2 separate regions of the Homo sapiens genome follow, and region 2 is linked to region 1. A link is a loop called in an ENCODE intact Hi-C map of the cell type or tissue named here. Cell type or tissue: mammary epithelial cell. All regions are shown on one strand. Each heading gives the region's core, and the rest is flanking DNA. Links, peaks and the distances in the headings are about the cores only. Region 1 overlaps LOC105377975 (a long non-coding RNA gene). Region 2 overlaps MAN1A1 (mannosidase alpha class 1A member 1).

Region 1 (8,343 bases), core at 324-8,323:
CTTGAAGTCTACTCTGTCTGATATACTTAAATAGCCACTCTCATCTTAATATGTTTAATGTGACATGGCATATCTTTTCTTATCCTTTGACTAAACTTATTTATGCTTCTAGATGTAAAGTATGTCTCTTGTATAGAACATATTATTAGGTTTTGTTTTTTGTCCATTCTGATAATCTCTGACTTTTAATCCAAATATTTAATCAATTTATATTTAATGTAATTATTTACATGGTTGGTTTTAACTGTACTGTTTTTCTATTTGCTTTCTTTTTGTCTTATTTGTTTTTTCTCTGTTCCTTCTTTTCTGCCCTTCTGGGTTAACAGAATTTTTTAAATAGTACCCTTTATCTTATCCGTGAGATTTTTAGCCCTAACGCTCTGTATTATTTTTAATGGTTGCTTGAGGGATTACAATATGTATCCCCAGTTCCCCATAGTCTACCTAGAGTTATTATACCACATCATGGAAAATGAAAAAAAAAAACTTTAAACCTTATAATTCCCCCTCCCAACCCTGATTCCCTGGTTTTGTTATCATACATAAGATATACGTAACTCCACAAAACAATGTAATGGGTTTTGCTCTACACAGTCAGTTTTATTGTAAAAAGAGAATAACAGCCTTTTGTATTTTTGTTGCATATACTATTAAGTTGTGCTGTTTCTTCCTGTAGATCAGTTGCATCTTGTATCCTGTCGTGAAATTCCTTTAGCATTTCTCGTAGTGCAGATCTGCTGGCAATGCATTTTCCCAGCTTCCATATATCTGAAAATATCTTGATTTCATCTTCATTTTTGACAAGTGTTTCTACTGGATATAGAATTCTGAATTGACATTTTTAGGTACATTAAAAATGCCATTCCACGTCTACTATTAAAAAGTCAAAAACAACAGATGCTGGCAAGGCTGCAGAGGAAAGGGAACACTTATACACTTTGGGTGGAACTGTAAATGAGTTCAGCCACTGTAGAAAGCAGTTTGGAGATTTCTCAAAGAACTTAAAATATAATTACCATTCAACCCAGCAATCCCATTACTGGGTATATATCCAAAGGAAAATAAATCATTCTGTCAAAAAGACACATGCACTTGTATGTTCATCACAGCACTATTTACAATAGCAAATACATGGAATCAACCTAGGTGCCCATCAACGGTGGATTGGATAAAGAAAATGTGGTACATATGCACCATGGAATACTATGCAGTCATAAAAAAGAATGAAGTCATGTCTTTGCAGCAACGTGGATGCAGCTGGAGGCCATTATCCTAAGTGAATTAATGCAGGAAAAGATAATGAAATACTGCATGTTCTCATATATAAGTGGAAGCTAAACACTGAGCACACGTAGACGTAAAGATGGGAACAACAAACACTGGGGACTACTAGAGGGGGTAGAGGGTGTTGAAAAACTAACTCTTAGGTACTCTGCTTATTACTTGAGTGATGAGATCAATTGTACCACAAACCTCAGCATTACGCAATATACCCATGTAGCAAACCTTCCCATGTGCCCCCTAAATCTAAAATAAAAGTTGAAATTATTAAAAAATTAAAAATAAAAATACTATTTGATCAAGGTTCTAAAAAATGTCATTCCATTGGCTTCTAGTCCCCATTGTTTCTAATAAGAATCCAATCATAATCATACAGTTGTTTACCCATAGGCAATGTGTCTTTTATCTCTCATTGCTTTGAAGAGTTTTTCTTTTTCATTTATTTTCAGTAATATTCCACATGTGCCTCTATATAGTTTTATTTGTATTTATTCTATGTAAATTATTGCTGAGATTCTTGTTTCTAAACTGATATTTTTCAACAAATTTTTAAAGTTTTTGGCCAAACTTGGACTACAGCAGTTTGGGTTCTGCCTTATTGATAACCAGAAAAGGGAGTGTCCTTTAGGGAAAAGCCTCTGTTTTTTTTCCGGAAATTGAATTACAAGTATGTGAGACTGTTTAATATTGTCTCACAGATTAGAAGAGCCTTGGATTGTTTTTCAATAATTTTTCTCTCTGTTTTTCACATTTGATAATTTTCGTTGATCTATCTCCAAGTGTGGTGACCCTTTCTTTATCTCTCTCCACTCTGCAATTAAGCCCATCCAGTAAATTTTTTATTTCAGATATTGTGGGTTTTGTGTTTTTAATTTTCTATTTGGTTAGTTTTGTCAATTATGCTTTTCTACTTGAATTTCCTTGTCTCTTAAACCATTATGACCTTCTCTTTAGATCCTTATCGTATTTAAAATAGCAACTTCAAAGTCCCTGTCTTCTAATTCCAAATTCTTGGTCATGATTGAGCCTGTTTCTATGGACTGCTTTTTTTTCCCCTCAACAATGAATCATATATGTCTTTGCATATCTTATCGTTGCTATTATATATTGGAGATTTTAGATAAAACATTTCAGACACTGAATTCTATTTTCTTCTTGTAAAGAGTATTGACTTGTATTCAAACAGGCAGTGGGATTACTGGCTTATCACTTTGAACTTGCGGAGGCTTGGTTTACTTTACCAAGGTGCTCTAATTTGGTGGGATTCAAACATCAACCTTTTCTCATCTGTGACATCTAGCTGCTAAAATCCCTCATAAATCCTTTTTGCTCTCTATCTGTGGTTTTCTGCTGAGTTCCTTGGAGCTTGGAGTCCTCTAAAAGCATTCTGTAGGGTTCAGCCAAGTATTTTAGGGAAATTATATTCAGATTTGAGGGCTCCATTTACTCCAGGAGTTTCCTCTTTAATTACCAGTCTCTCTTGCACTTCCAAACTCTGCCACTGACACTTCAAGCTGAGAAAAATGCAGCTTTCTCCTTGAGTTCTGGCTTCTTTGCAGGCCACACTCAATGGGATGTCCTCAGGAGAAAGATGCTTGTAAATATGGACTGCACTCTAAGCACTTGCCCTCTTTTAAGGCAGAAATACCTTCAGTTGCTGCCTGCTTAGGGTTGCCCTCCATGCCTTTAAATAGGTGTGTGTGTGTGTGTGTGCGCGCGCGTGTGTGGTGTGTTCATTTTGTTCAGTGTTTATAATTGTTATCTACTGAAGAGTTTTTCTAACAATCTATTCACCATTGTTGACCAGCAATTTCCTTTTAATATTATTCATATTATGGCAATAAATTGGTGAAACAAATGTACAGTATTGCGTTCTCTTGTATCTAACATACAGTAACCTTTATATTCTCGCAAAAGCTTGGAGTGGGTGAGATCAAGGGGCAGTGGTAATAAACATATTATGACTTTCAAAATAAGGAGATTTATGAATGTAGTAACACAAGTCGGGTATAGTTTGTTCTGCTGGCTTGTTTTTCAAATAAGAATATTTGAACATTACTGTGTTCAAACACTTTCTCCTGCCAAGCCAACATAATCAAACAAATAGATTAAGAAGGTGAAAGAGAACTCAGGGGTATTCTAAGGGAAACTATTATAAATAACACTCCTATGCATAAACACTGTTAAACAAATAAAAATCATCTCTCAGGGAAATAGTGCTGGTCCCCAATATTAATTTAGTCCCCTCTGCCTGCATATAAGGTTATTTCCTTCTCTTTAAGGTATTCAAATTATTGCTCCCTCTGCTACCTTTGGTAATATATTCTACTTGTCAGAAGTAGGCTGATGCAGCAATGAGACAGAGAGATAGGGAAAGCCTGGGGTTTGAGCTTAGGAACAAGGTCCCAGGCTAATTACTCTTAGAAAGGAGTTGCAGGAATTTGAGTCATAAGGTGAGATCATCACCAGAGGGCCATCATCCCACAGCACAGGAAAGGTAGAAGGCAGAAAATACCCACAATCTCTTCAAGATGAAGAGACGTATCAAACACAAATAGCTAATGAAGTTTTTTTTTTGCTGGCAGTAAGGGGCACAAATGAGAGTATGATCATGGAGGAATTTCATATCAAAATAGAGACGGTATAACGCAGGACACATATCCCAAATGCATTTTTTACAGTGAAAGTAAAATTGTTTCAGATCTCCTGCTTTTGAATCCCAAGTCCATCATCCTTCAATCATATGATCTGGGGAAAATGCCTTAATGTCCCTGTGTTCCATTGCAACATCTGGGAAAATAAGTGCAGTGACTGAGTCAGATCTCGTCAGCCCCAGATGTCTCAATTCACTGATAGGTGCCCAAGTCTCCCCACAATTTGGCCTTTTCAGTTCCACTCTGCTCATTTCAGATTCTCCTTTATCTGTTACTGCTTCCTTTTATTTCACTCCTTCCAGCTTCAGCTCCTACTCTCTCCTGAATTGTACTTCAATATTTCCAATTCCTTATTAAAATCTGTCTTAGATCGACGTTCACCCCAATCTACATGCCTTCACTCCAAACACTGCCCTCAAAAAGCCTTTGGTCCAGGTGAAACTTCCTAGATTCCAACAAATGTTTCATATCTATTTGTGTAAGAAACCACGTACTCCTGCTATAAGCCCTTTGGCAGCAGTATACATAAGCATTCCATATTACTACTTTGCTAAAGGCAATATAAAAAAAAAAGACCTTAAAAACACAAATTAAGGAAAATAAACACAAAAGTGTCTTTTGAAAACTTACAAAACCTGTTCAGTAGAGCAGGCACTTTTAATTGGAAATGCTGCAAGACTGCAGGAGCAGCAAAATGTGATTCCTTCAAACATAATAGAATGTGCTGATTCACAGGCAGGAGGAATAACACCCAGAATCTGCCTATCTGCCACAGCAGTTCTGACCCTTCCAGCTCTGTTTAAGAAAGATTAACCTTAATGGGAGCCTTATACCCACGCTTGGACTCTTCCAGAGGAAAAATATGAGCATATGACTTTTCAGTTTGCAAAATAATCATGTGATTCTCCTTTAGTGGCAAATAACGTAGTGTCCTCTGTCCCTAAAAATTCTTCTTGTCCTTCTAGGATCATGGGGATCTCTGAGGGTTCTACCTTTACTTAAAATCCTTCAGACCTGCAATAAATAATTTGAAATGTTTAAAACACCATCATAAAAAATATACATTTGGGTTTGTTTTGCCCACGAGAAAATAAAGGGGGAGTGACTGTTATCAAGTAAAATCAAAGAAAATGTCTTGTCCCTCAGGCCTAGGTCTAAATTGCTCAGGTGTCCTGTGGCCTACATGAGCTTGTTTCTGGGAATGACATTTGAGCACAGATAGACAAAGTCACTGCCTATTCATAACAGGTGTAGAACCCACAAGTGCAGCTTTTACAAGGCAAGTCATCCTCAGGTCATCCTTAGGATTTTCACAAGGTGAGCTAACCTCCTGGCATAAACAGCCATTTTTAATTTAAATTTTTTATTGCACGCTTTTCATCTAATGAGTCACATGGAAAATGAGAAGGCCCACTATGCATCTGTGACCTAAAAGACTATATAAATAGTAAATGTATTATTTTCATGTTTCCAATAAAAAGGAAACCCATTTTCTTTTGTTAATATGCAATACGTTTTAATTAACTATAGTCATTTTGTTGTGCAATAGAACCCCAGAACTTATTGCTCCTAACTATAAATTTGTACTTGTTGACCAGCATCTCCTCTTTCTACATATTCCATATTCCACGCAACTCCCCAATCCCCTGCCCCTACCACCCCTGGAACCACTGTTCTACTCTCTGCTTCTATCAGTTTGACTTTTTTTTAGCTTCCACACGTAAGTGAGAACATACAGTATTCATGTCTCTGTGCCTGGCTTGTTTCACTTAACATAATGTCCTCTAGGTTCATCCATGTTGTTGCAAATGACAGAATTTCCTGATTTTTAAAGGCCGAATAGGATTCCATTGTGTATACAAATCACATTTGCAAAATCTGTTCATCCATTGTTGCATACTTAGGCTGAGGAAACCCATTTTCTATGGGGCAAGTATTTGTTCTTGCCTCTGAAACCTGCCTTTGTGGATCCAGATACAAATATCAGACAAAACGTACTTCAGTTTTGGTAGTTGCTAACAGTGGTTTAAGAATATTCCTGGATATTGGCCAGGCACGGTGGCTCACGCCTGTAATCCCAGCACTTTGGGAGGCCGAAGTGGGCGGATCACAAGGTCAGGAGATCGAGAACATCCTGGCTAACACGGTGAAACCCTGTGTCCACTAAAAATACAAAAATAAAATTAGCCGGGCGTGGTGGCGGGCGCTTGTAGTCCCAGCTACTCGGGAGGCTGAGGCAGGAGAATGGCGTGAAGCCGGGAGGCGGAGCTTGCAGTGAGCCGAGATCACGCCACTGCACTCCAGCCTGGGCGACAGAGGGAGACTCCTTCTCAAAAAGACAAAAAAGAATATTCCTGGATATAATCAAAATAACAAACATAATGTCTTATCCCAAACAACTCTCCTTGCCCTGCCATATAAATCCATTAAAAGTGAGAATTTTACAAAGTTCTCACACTTTAGTAAGGTAAAAAAAAAAAAAAAATCAAATTTTTAAAAATTGTTTACTGGCTGTCTATAAAGTAAAAGACACTAGGATAGGCATGGTGAGACATAACACAAGGAAGATATAGCCTTTTCTCTTAAGGGATTTATCAACATTTCACCAATATCAAAATATAAGTCATCTTCAAAAGATGAGAATTTTTCATCAAGACTGGTACATTTTTTTAAATGTGTTGTTGGCTTTAGATAAAATCCTCTAAGACTATTCCAAACAACAATGAAGCAAGTAATCATAATTTAGAAGCAGTAACACCTATTTGGATGCTCAAACTATATAACTGTATATTTGAAACTGAATAAATGTTTATTAAAAACCTATCACATTATATTGTATCGTTGATTTATGTTGAATTAATTACACTATTTCCTGCAATCCCTAAACTTCAGATCAAATTCATGGGATTTTAATGGGTATTTCAATACATCTTTAGTTTACATTCATATTTATTTCCCATTTCAGTATTTCAAATTCAACAGAGTCATTGGGATGTATCTATTGATTTTGTGAAAAAGACTTAGCTCTGGGTCCTTATCCCAATTCTGATGCTGTAACTGGCAAGGTGAACATGGGTTCAGTTATCTAGCCGCTCTGAGCTGTTTTCTCTGTAAAAAGGATGATGTATGCAATTTCCCTGGCACATGATACATTATAACTATTGTGAATCAAAAAAATCACTCATCTTTGTTGAGAATCTGGCAGTGCCGTGGGGTGACCGTTCTGAAGATCAGTGCTTACCAGATTCAAAAAATCATTTTAGTGTTTGAAAGGGATAGGATCAACCTTATTCTACAGACGAGGACTTTGATAGATACAGGAGGGAAGTCACTTGCCCAGTGCCACTTAGATAGTGGTAGACCTTCAATCCAGTCTTGGCACCTTGTCTAGTCCCTTTTGTACAGTATGGCAGATATATCTGTAAAATTATAGATAAGTAGACTGACTTTATAATGATCTTTGATATCTTCAAATTAGGAGTTTTCCTGTTCTAACACATCTCTAATAAGAGATAGTTGCTAGAACTTTGAATTTAGGCAGAAAAATGGGTAGTAATCATTAGGCCATAGGCCTTATTTTCCTCCACTATAACAAAAGAAAGGATTTTTAACTTTATAAGTTTGTTTAATCATCACTTAGCTATTCTTCTAAAAGAGAAAAAGCAGACTAAAAAATGGATAATTGAAAGTTCCAGTTAACTGGGTCTCAGTTAATCTAGATTTTTATTATTTCTAAACCATTCCACTACAAACTCTGATTGGTATAATTGATTTAGAGCCTGTTCCATATGATGCCTTCTATTCTCTAAGCTGAGTTGACCCCAAAAAGAAGAACCCTTTGAATTCAATCTGAGAACTATACTCAGTTCTGAGAATGAAGATGGCATTTTAGACTCCTGTGTTTGTGAGCTGGTGCCTTTTCCTATATTTTTATTTTTAAAAATCCAATTTGAGTTTTTTGCCTCATGTCCTCATCTTAGGCACCATAAAAAAAAGTGAGTGAAAGAAAATCTTTCCCATAGAAATTCTCACACATAATGATGCCAACAGGCCTTTCATTTTACTGGTTGCCTGGCTGACTAGTATATTGGAAATAAGTGAAGATGGGAAAATAACAAGGAACTAGTTTCTGCTGAGGGGAACAAATTCTACAGTTATGAAGTTGTAAGGAAAAGCACAATGAAAAATAATCTCAGTATCGCAGAATAAAGCAATTCTCAGCAGTAAAGTAGTAACAAAAGAAATGGAAATCTTAGGAAACACTCAAAATGGGCAGTAATAGCACAAAAGCATTACAATGTTTCAAATTGCAAGGTGAATCGAATGACTGAGAGACTGTCTTGAGCACACTTGAGATTAGTTCTCAGATGTATTTTATTCGGTTTTCCTTTTTTCTTTTCTGAGAGAT
Region 2 (8,343 bases), core at 76-8,075, 290 kb after region 1:
TGTTCTTATGTGTGAAGAGGCAGGCTAATCTTTTGTATGTGAGAGGCCTTCAGTGTTGTAAATAGGATAAATATGCATTTTGTCAAAGATATTTTATTTTTAAAGAAAAGCATGATATTTTGTGTGTGAAGTTTGGGCTTTTTTTTTTCCACCCTAAATCCTTCAAATGTTTTTAGTCATGTTTTTTAAGATAGTGAAGAGCTGCATATTTCAAAATGTATTTATATTCTGACCTTGGTTCATAAAAGTCTGCCAAGCGCCAGAACTATTTAAATTTGGCTATAACACTGTGTTAACGTGATGAATAACGATTGACATAAATGTACTATATTATTTTTATAAATTGTGGTTAGACATGATAGTAATTTTAGAATATTTACAGTGCTATTTTTGGAGACTTTTTTTTTTTTTTTAGTCAACTAGCAGTGTTGAATGTTTTATCTAGCCAACTACAGGTTTTCAGCTCATAATTAGAAATGCCTGAGAAGTCCATATTGTGATTTAAGGAGTTATTAGCCCAAGTCAGCAATTTTATAAGGCATTCTTATTAGGAAGTATAAAATGAACTTTATGTAGTAAAAAACGTATTTTATAATTGGCATATATCTAATGCATTGTATACATTCACTCATATTAAGCATTTTGGTTAGTCTTCATTATTTAATCCTCCTGTGGTTACTTAACATAGAATGTGTAATGAAGAACTCAGTAGCTTTAAAGGTGGGGTGGTTGAGGAGAATAGAAAATGAAGGTGATTTATTAACTACTGTTGAAAGCTGCTTTAGCAGTTAGGGTGAATAAAAATGATGATTTATTAAGTATTCCATCAGTAATAAGATAAAGCCACAGTGTAGGGTTGGAAGTACTTCTGTTTTCCCTAACTCCCAAGAATACAGAATTTCTATGACATTGGCTCTTTGCAGTCGTCCGTCCCTTCCAGAACTATCATATTGAGGGCAGGAGAAAGAGCTTCCCCTATTCATCCATGTGTCCAACAGATCAGTTAGCTCTGGGCCCTGCCCATAATAGGGCCCAGTATGTATTTGTTGAATGAATATGCTCTTTGAAATAAACATGCCTACAGGAGTTACTCAGGTTAAGTGTGATTTCGCGCTAAGTAATCTGGTATTCCAGAAGTGGTGTCCGCTCATCTTTGAAGTCCTTTCTAATGTATATACTCATGGGCTACAAGTCTTTGTCTTTTTGATTTTTTTTTTTTACAACAGTCAGAAGTCATTTAGAATCAGACCTAGTGAATAAAGAGACTAATGAATATAGGAAATGCCTTTTCCAGTTTTCAAGTTGTTTTCCAGAATGATTTATAAAATGAAAACTGCATTCATTTTCTTATATGACTGTAAACTGGTGAAAGTGGTGCCAAAAACAAAAAAAAGTCTTTTGACCAAATACAACACTGCTGAAATAAATGTAGATGATTGTGAGATTCCTTTAAAGGTCAACACTCGAATATAAAGATTCTGTTATTTTATTGAAAAGTGTTTATATCTACAGCCAGTATTTTTTTTTTAGATATGTTATTTTTAAAGTAGGTAGAGTCTTCATTTATTTTCTTTATTACCTAGAATACTGGACAGTATTTAATAAGGGTTGCCATTTTTCTTGTATTTCAATTTTATACAGGATATACCTAGAGTTGGTTTTGTTTTGTTTCCATTTTGGCAAAATTTTTTGAGAGATAAAGGTGTCTTAATGAGTAATGCTTACAGTACCACACTAAAATGAAAAGTCATAGGTTAGCTATTATTTTCCACTAGAGAAATCAGAATTACATAAACATGTTCCTCCCTAAGAAGGTGTGATATTTTGAGAAAGAGAAAGAAGCTTGGTTTTCTATTTCCCAATTTCATATTGTTTCTCCTGAAAAGTGCTGTGTCATATAAATAATTGCATGGTAGAGGCTCAATGAATTTTATGCATTTGTCAGTGGTCCCTTTTGCAGTTTATTCTACAGATGACTATTAATATTCCTAAAACATCACTTCTCTCGTATTGCCCAACTCAGGTTTTAATGGTCCTCCATTTCCTATAAAGTAATGATTCAGACTTCAACATGCATCAGAATCACCTGGAGGGCATGTTAAAACAGATTGCTGGTGCCGGGCGCAGTGGCTCACACCTGTAATCCCAGCACTTTGGGAGGCCGAAGGGAGGATCACTTGAGGCCAGGAATTCAAGACCAGCCTGGCCAACGTGGTAAAACCCTGTCTCTACGAAAAATACAAAAACTAGCCAGGTGTGGTGGCGTGAGCCTGTAGTCCCAGCTACTCGGGAGGCTGAGGCAGAAGAATCACTTGAACCCAGGAGGCGGAGGTTGCAGTGAACCGAGATTGTGCCACTGCACTCCAGCCTGGGTGACAGAGTGAGACTCTGTCTCAAAAAAAATAATAATAAAAAAATTTTGAAAGCCTGGAGTTTCTGATTCAGTAGGCCTGGGTGGGCCCCAGAATTTGCATTTTTAGCATGTTGCTAGGTGATACTGATGCTTCTGGTCCAGTGACTTCAGCTAGAAAAACATTTTGCTCTAGAATGAAGTCACAGTGAAGTCACAAATGTTTAGCTTGGCATCCGTAGTCTTCTGTAAATCTGCATCAGTTTATTTGTTGAGTTGTATCTCTGTTACTTCCCAGGAAGGACTGTGCTTCCACAAAACTTACATAGTTACTATCTCCAGAACACATGTCGTTTAGGATTTCACCTTGTTTACTTTATGGTTCTCAAAAGGAGAGTCTTCTCACTTGCTCAAAATCCATGTCCTCATGAAGCCCTCTCTACACTCTCAACCTTCACTGATTTCTCCCTTCTCCAAATTCCCATGTTATTGATTATTTCTATCTTTGGCCTGTGTGTCACTGATTTTGTGTGCATATATGTTATCTTTCAAGTAGATTTCAGACACCCTAGAAGTGGGGACACCTTTTTTATCTCATAGGTCCGTGGCCCAGAATTTGACAATAAAAGGCAATTCATCCTAAATGTAACCCAGATTAAGTATATCAACAAAATGTTTTATAAATGTGAGGCAGTATGGCAGAGTAGAAACACTTCTGTCCTCCCTTTCCACGCCTTTGAAATGGAGTTAATAATTCCTCTTTTTCAGAGTTGTTGTAAGAATTAAAATAGAAAATGTATGTGAATCTCTCAGCGCAATGCCTGGCATGTATCATTCATTATTCAATACATAGTATGTACTTACTAGCAGCTAGGAATTGGTAGGAGTGATAAGGAAAGGGGTTGGTAGGTAAATTGGATTCAGAAAGTCATTTCCAGGAAAGAAAAGTATGTTTTGGCTGCAGTATTGCTGTATTGACCAATAGCTTCTATTTTCTATTGTTGCCTCCCCTTTTAGTTGTTGTTGCCAAATTTCTCACTTCCTATGGCAGGAAAGTAAGCATTATTTTGCCTTGTTAGAATTGTTATTACACAGAAGGGATGCTCATCCTCAGGAAAACCATAGAGAGGGTGTTGAATGGAGTGGTTCCTCATTCATTCATCAGTGTCCAGTTACTTCTGACTTCTGGGCCTGCTGTCACACAACACTCAGATATGTGGGGAGGAAAGAAAGCCAGGGATAAAGAAATCTGGAGAAATACCTTCAGGGCATAGAAAGAAATAATTTTTGTGAGCTGAAAAGCTGAAAATGTTTCATTCAGAGATAACTACATGTGTAAATTTAGCTCAATAATTAGGCATATGGTGCTTTCATTTTAGGATGTATCCACCCTTTGTGATAATATCCGTTGATTATTAGAGCTGCTGCAGCTTTAACTACATTGGCAGCAGAGATTCCTAGTGCATTTAAGACAAGAATTCAAGAGTGAAATGGAAAACTGAATTAATAATTTGTTCTTGGGTGGTTTTAATCTGCTCCTTAAATGTAGTTTATGCCTGGAGGATTAGATTTGGAAACAGAACACCAACTAATGTTCTAAAAGTTTACTTCCTTTTATTGGAACATTATACTCTTAAAGATTTTCAGAAGAACATTTTGGCTGTTTTAGTCTTAACATACGAGGTACACTTAAGTTCTTATGATTCAACCTAAAACAATAGAAAGCTTTTAATCTATGATATAATTTTTAACTTTTAAAGTATTTCATGTTAGACTTCAAGGCAGGAATTGTTTAATAAAAACCAACTAATAAAAGGAAAGATATTCTTTGTTGGGCACGAGGATATTTGGGTCTCTTTTCCCAAGCTTTTTAAAATCCCCCTAGGTCTATATTTTTCAATCTTAGAATTTAAAATCTGCTTGCTGTTGATGGTAAAGAAAATAGGAAAATTAAAATCAAAGGTTATTTCTGTTTACTTCCCATACCTTGTCAAATGTTTCTAAAATTGATCGAAAATAAACCATTGTAATTTTATAAATTGAAAAAAGAGTTATATTCCAAGATATAGCATAGTAGGATGAGCTGAAATAGGAAGTTTAAAACAGGTGTCTTTGGGAGAGTTGGGGATGGTGATGCTTTCCATCTGCTTCTTGCTTAAAGCTTTAACTACGGTCCTATTAGAATATACCTGAGAGTCTGGGAAGTCAGTGTATTTGCTTCTGTGGTTGTAGTTCTCCACCCACCTGTGATCTGAAGAATTACACCCTAGGTTTTTATAAGGTAAAGGCACTAGAATTTAGACATTTAGAAGGGACTTCTTTGAAAACTAGGAAGAAGATGGGCAAAGTATAATACCAGGTATTGGTCTGAGTTAACCAGGAGTAGATTATTTATTAGAAAACTAGTCTGAATTTATGTATTCTTGATAAATACAGGTTTTGACAGAAATTCTCCACTTTTGACTGATCTGGTAATAGAGGTTGAGGATTTTATAGCCAGATATGCTGCAGGTAATCAGGTGTTAGTTCTAGCTTAATAATTAGCTTAATTTAGTATTAGCTGTCTTTTTCTGTGGTACTTTACCCATGCTCTTAATCATCTTCCATCCTTCAGTGTGTTCTGCTGGAGAGAGGCGGTACTAATGGTGCAAAGGCAGACATCAGGAGAGTTGCAGAAGTGGTATTATATATGTTACACACGTCAGAAGACTAGTCACCTTAATACTCAGTAATTGACTATGATTGGCAGCAGGGAATGAGCAGCCCTCTCGCTTCCTGGAACCTTGAGAGGTGAATTCCATACATTACCACTGGTGTTCAGAAGGATCACCTTTTTCTGACCTGTGGGCACTCACTCCTACCTTTTAGAATTCCTGAGGGAGGAAGCTGTCTAGTTATATGATTAGTTAGCATATTTGTGGACCTTTAATTATCAATAGAATTGCTCGAAAGCTGTCTTAGGAAGTAATGCCTTTGATTGATTTGAAATCTCATGCATCACCCGTGTTGCTAGTGTTTTCCAAAACACTGAGGGATTTTTGCAGACAGCATTTTCAGGGGCTGATTTGAAGGTAATAAACCAAACTGGCAGGGAGGGAGGGTTCTTCCTCCACCTCAGGGTGAGATCTCTGCTCCTTTACTTTACTCTGGAGTGCCCTGTCTTCACAAACCCCGGGGGCACACAACACATTAGTAGCCATAAGTGTCTGTTGTGTGTTATGCAGCCCGGAGTCTTCCACTGGTATATACCAAGTCCCCAAGTTAGATATTTCTCTTTTAAAAAGAATTTTGCCTTCATATTTAAAATAAAAATTATATTCCTCAATTGGCTTTTTTTTTTTTTTCTTGAGATGGAGTTTTGCTCTTGTCGCCCAGGCTGGAGTGCAGTGGCATGATCTCAGCTCACTGCAGCCTCAGCCTCTGGAGTAGCTGGGATTACAGGTGCCCGCCACCACGCCCAGCTAATTTTTGTATTTTTGGTAGAGACCAGGTTTCACCATGTTGGCCAGGCTGGTCTCCAACTCCTGACCTCAGGTGATCCTCCCACCTTGGCCTCCCAAAGCGCTGGGATTACAGGCGTGAGCCACCGTGCCCGGCCAGTTGGCTCTTAAACCTCAGCTATTAATTTCCAAGTATTTTTGGTTTATGAATAACAACAGCAATAATAGCAATGTCTGATAATTTTCTCTTTTTCTCTAGGTTTAAAACAGAGGCAACAGTTAAAACTATACTTTTAATAAAAAGTGCAGCTTCTCAGTTATACTCCATCATGTATTCCCTTTTTCTCCTAATAGAATGTGTTTGTTATTCTTCCTGTTCTGAGAGTGGCTCCTTAATTGATTTTATACCATCAGTTAGTGTTATTATATATAATTAAGGAAATCAATAATGAGATTTTTAAAATATCATCTTGGCATAGATTTTGTCTCCTTTATCTGCAGTTTTAATTCTGGAATGGTGAAAAGTATGCCAGTAACTACAGGATACCATTTGTTGAGTGTTCACTTCCTATTAGATACTATGCTCACCACTTTATGTACATATTCTCATTAAATTCTCAGAACAACAAGTATTTGGTTTTTCTCAGAATATGGGTATTTGACATTATTCTCCTCATTTTATACATAGGAAATTGAAGCCAGGAAGGGGCAAGCAAATTGCCCAGGGTCGAGCAGCTCCTGCGAGGTTGAAATCCAGGTCTGTCTGGTCCCTGCCCCCACCCTCTTCTTGTGCACTCATCTCTGCTGGGTTCCCCATATCCCCTGGGGCCTTGGCAGGCTCAGATCTTACCCACCTTGAATAAAGAATCAGGACTCCTGTTGCAGTCACTCCTCTGCCTGAGAAGGAAGTAAAGGGAAGTGAGGTGAGGACTGGCACAATTTCCACCCCAGCTTGTGGCAGACAACATGCTTTAATTCTGAAAGCAACACCAATGCTCAGTTTGTTTGGAAAAGCCTCTCAAGAGTAATATTGTGCTCAACTTAACAACTATATTTACTAGTATGTGTTCATGTATGTTTATATCCCCTTGATTATATATATATATATATATATATATATATGCATAATATGTACATGGTTATGTGCGTGTATATAATTATCTAAAATAATACCTTAAGCATTAATGAAAGTTATTGGGGGTTCTGGAAAGTTGTTTAAATCAAGAGAAAAACAATTGTCACTGGAAGAAACAAATCTAAATTTGCTTCCTTTATTCTCCCTCATCTTGGGGCAACTATGACTCCTAAAGTTTAGGATACATAATGTTACAATTATTTAATTTTTAAGCAAGAGATTCTATAAAGTGTGACCACATTAACAAAAATGCAGTATGAATTTTAAATTCACAGTGAGGTATATCACCAAAAAGAATTCTATGAGTCAAAATAATATATTGTTACTGACTTGACAGTCAAGTTGTATATAGAAGTGACAACAAAGGCTCTGTTTAATTGATCTTAAGAGATCCGGACAGTATAACTCTTTCTGCAAATGGGGCGATACAGTTATCATTCAAACCCAAATAATTTTTTTTTAATTTTAATATTTTCCTTTAATAAATCAGATTAAGAATCACTTCCAACAACCCTCCTACAAATATTTAGAAGTACCACCCTGTGCAAGGCACTGGAGAGATGACAGTAAACAAGACCATTATCACCACTGCCCACATGGAGCCCAAAGGGGTAGAGAGTAAGGAGGCCCTGTGACAAGTACCCTGGGAGGGGCCTAGAGTTACTATGGGAACCTGGAGTAGAACATAACTCTGGCAGATTAGGGGGTTCAGGAACACTTTCTAAATGAAGTAAAGTATTAGACCTGAGGATGAGTGGGAATTAGCCGGTTGCAGGCAAGATGAAGAGGGCCGCAGGATAGGAATGGAATGTATGAAGGTCCCCAGGGCAGCCAGAGGACTGAGCCAGAGTAGTAGTGCTGAGAAGAGGAAGTGGGCCACAGAAATGAAGCAGAGAAGGCGTCTGACCAGGTGTTTAGACTTTATCCTGAGATCATCAGGAACCATGGGAGGGTTTCAAGTTGCAGAAATAATATCAAATCTGCATTTTTGGATAAGACTGGAGTCCAGGACATGTGTTAGAAGGCTCGGCAGTAATCCAGGTGAGAGATGAGGATGGCCTAAATGCATAAAGGGGTAGTGAAGATAGAGAAAGTGAACAGATCCTTGAGATACTTAAAACCGGAATTTATAGAACTTTGTGGGCACTTAAAAATGGAGAGTGAGAGAGGAAATGGAGATAAAGAGGTTCTTGGGTTCCTGATTGGGTCACGGGTTTTCTGATGGTTGGAATCGTCAGGAGAGAGAGAGGAGTGGAGAGGGGTAATGGATGTGGTTTAGGATATGTGGCATTAGAGGAGAAAGATGTCCAATTGGAGGTCTCTTGTGAGCAGTTGGATGTATACAACAAGCACTGCAAAGAGAAGTCTAGGCTAGAGATGCCAATCTTGAGGCCATCAAACTATGGAAATAAATAAGA

The links. Peaks named below come from ENCODE experiments on the same cell type or tissue, not always from the same donor. Only the 100,000 strongest peaks of a DNase experiment are listed, where the experiment ranks them.
Region 2: a loop joins it to region 1, with 10 times the contacts of the local background. A loop is called at or near these places in 2 of 110 quality-filtered maps.

Annotation. Positions count from the first base shown.
Region 1 is chr6:119,623,873-119,632,215 of GRCh38, reverse strand. All of the region lies in intron 2 of LOC105377975 (a long non-coding RNA gene), which reads right to left. Among named protein-coding and RNA genes, the nearest start is that of MAN1A1, 280 kb to the right of the region's middle. In mammary epithelial cell, for the core only: a CTCF peak has its summit at 3,754; DNase peaks (open chromatin) are centred at 3,715 and 4,105; H3K27ac peaks cover 1,166 bases.
Region 2 is chr6:119,330,140-119,338,482 of GRCh38, reverse strand. All of the region lies in intron 2 of MAN1A1 (mannosidase alpha class 1A member 1), which reads left to right. Among named protein-coding and RNA genes, the nearest start is that of MAN1A1, 15 kb to the left of the region's middle. In mammary epithelial cell, for the core only: a CTCF peak has its summit at 4,593; no DNase peak of the experiment used is centred there.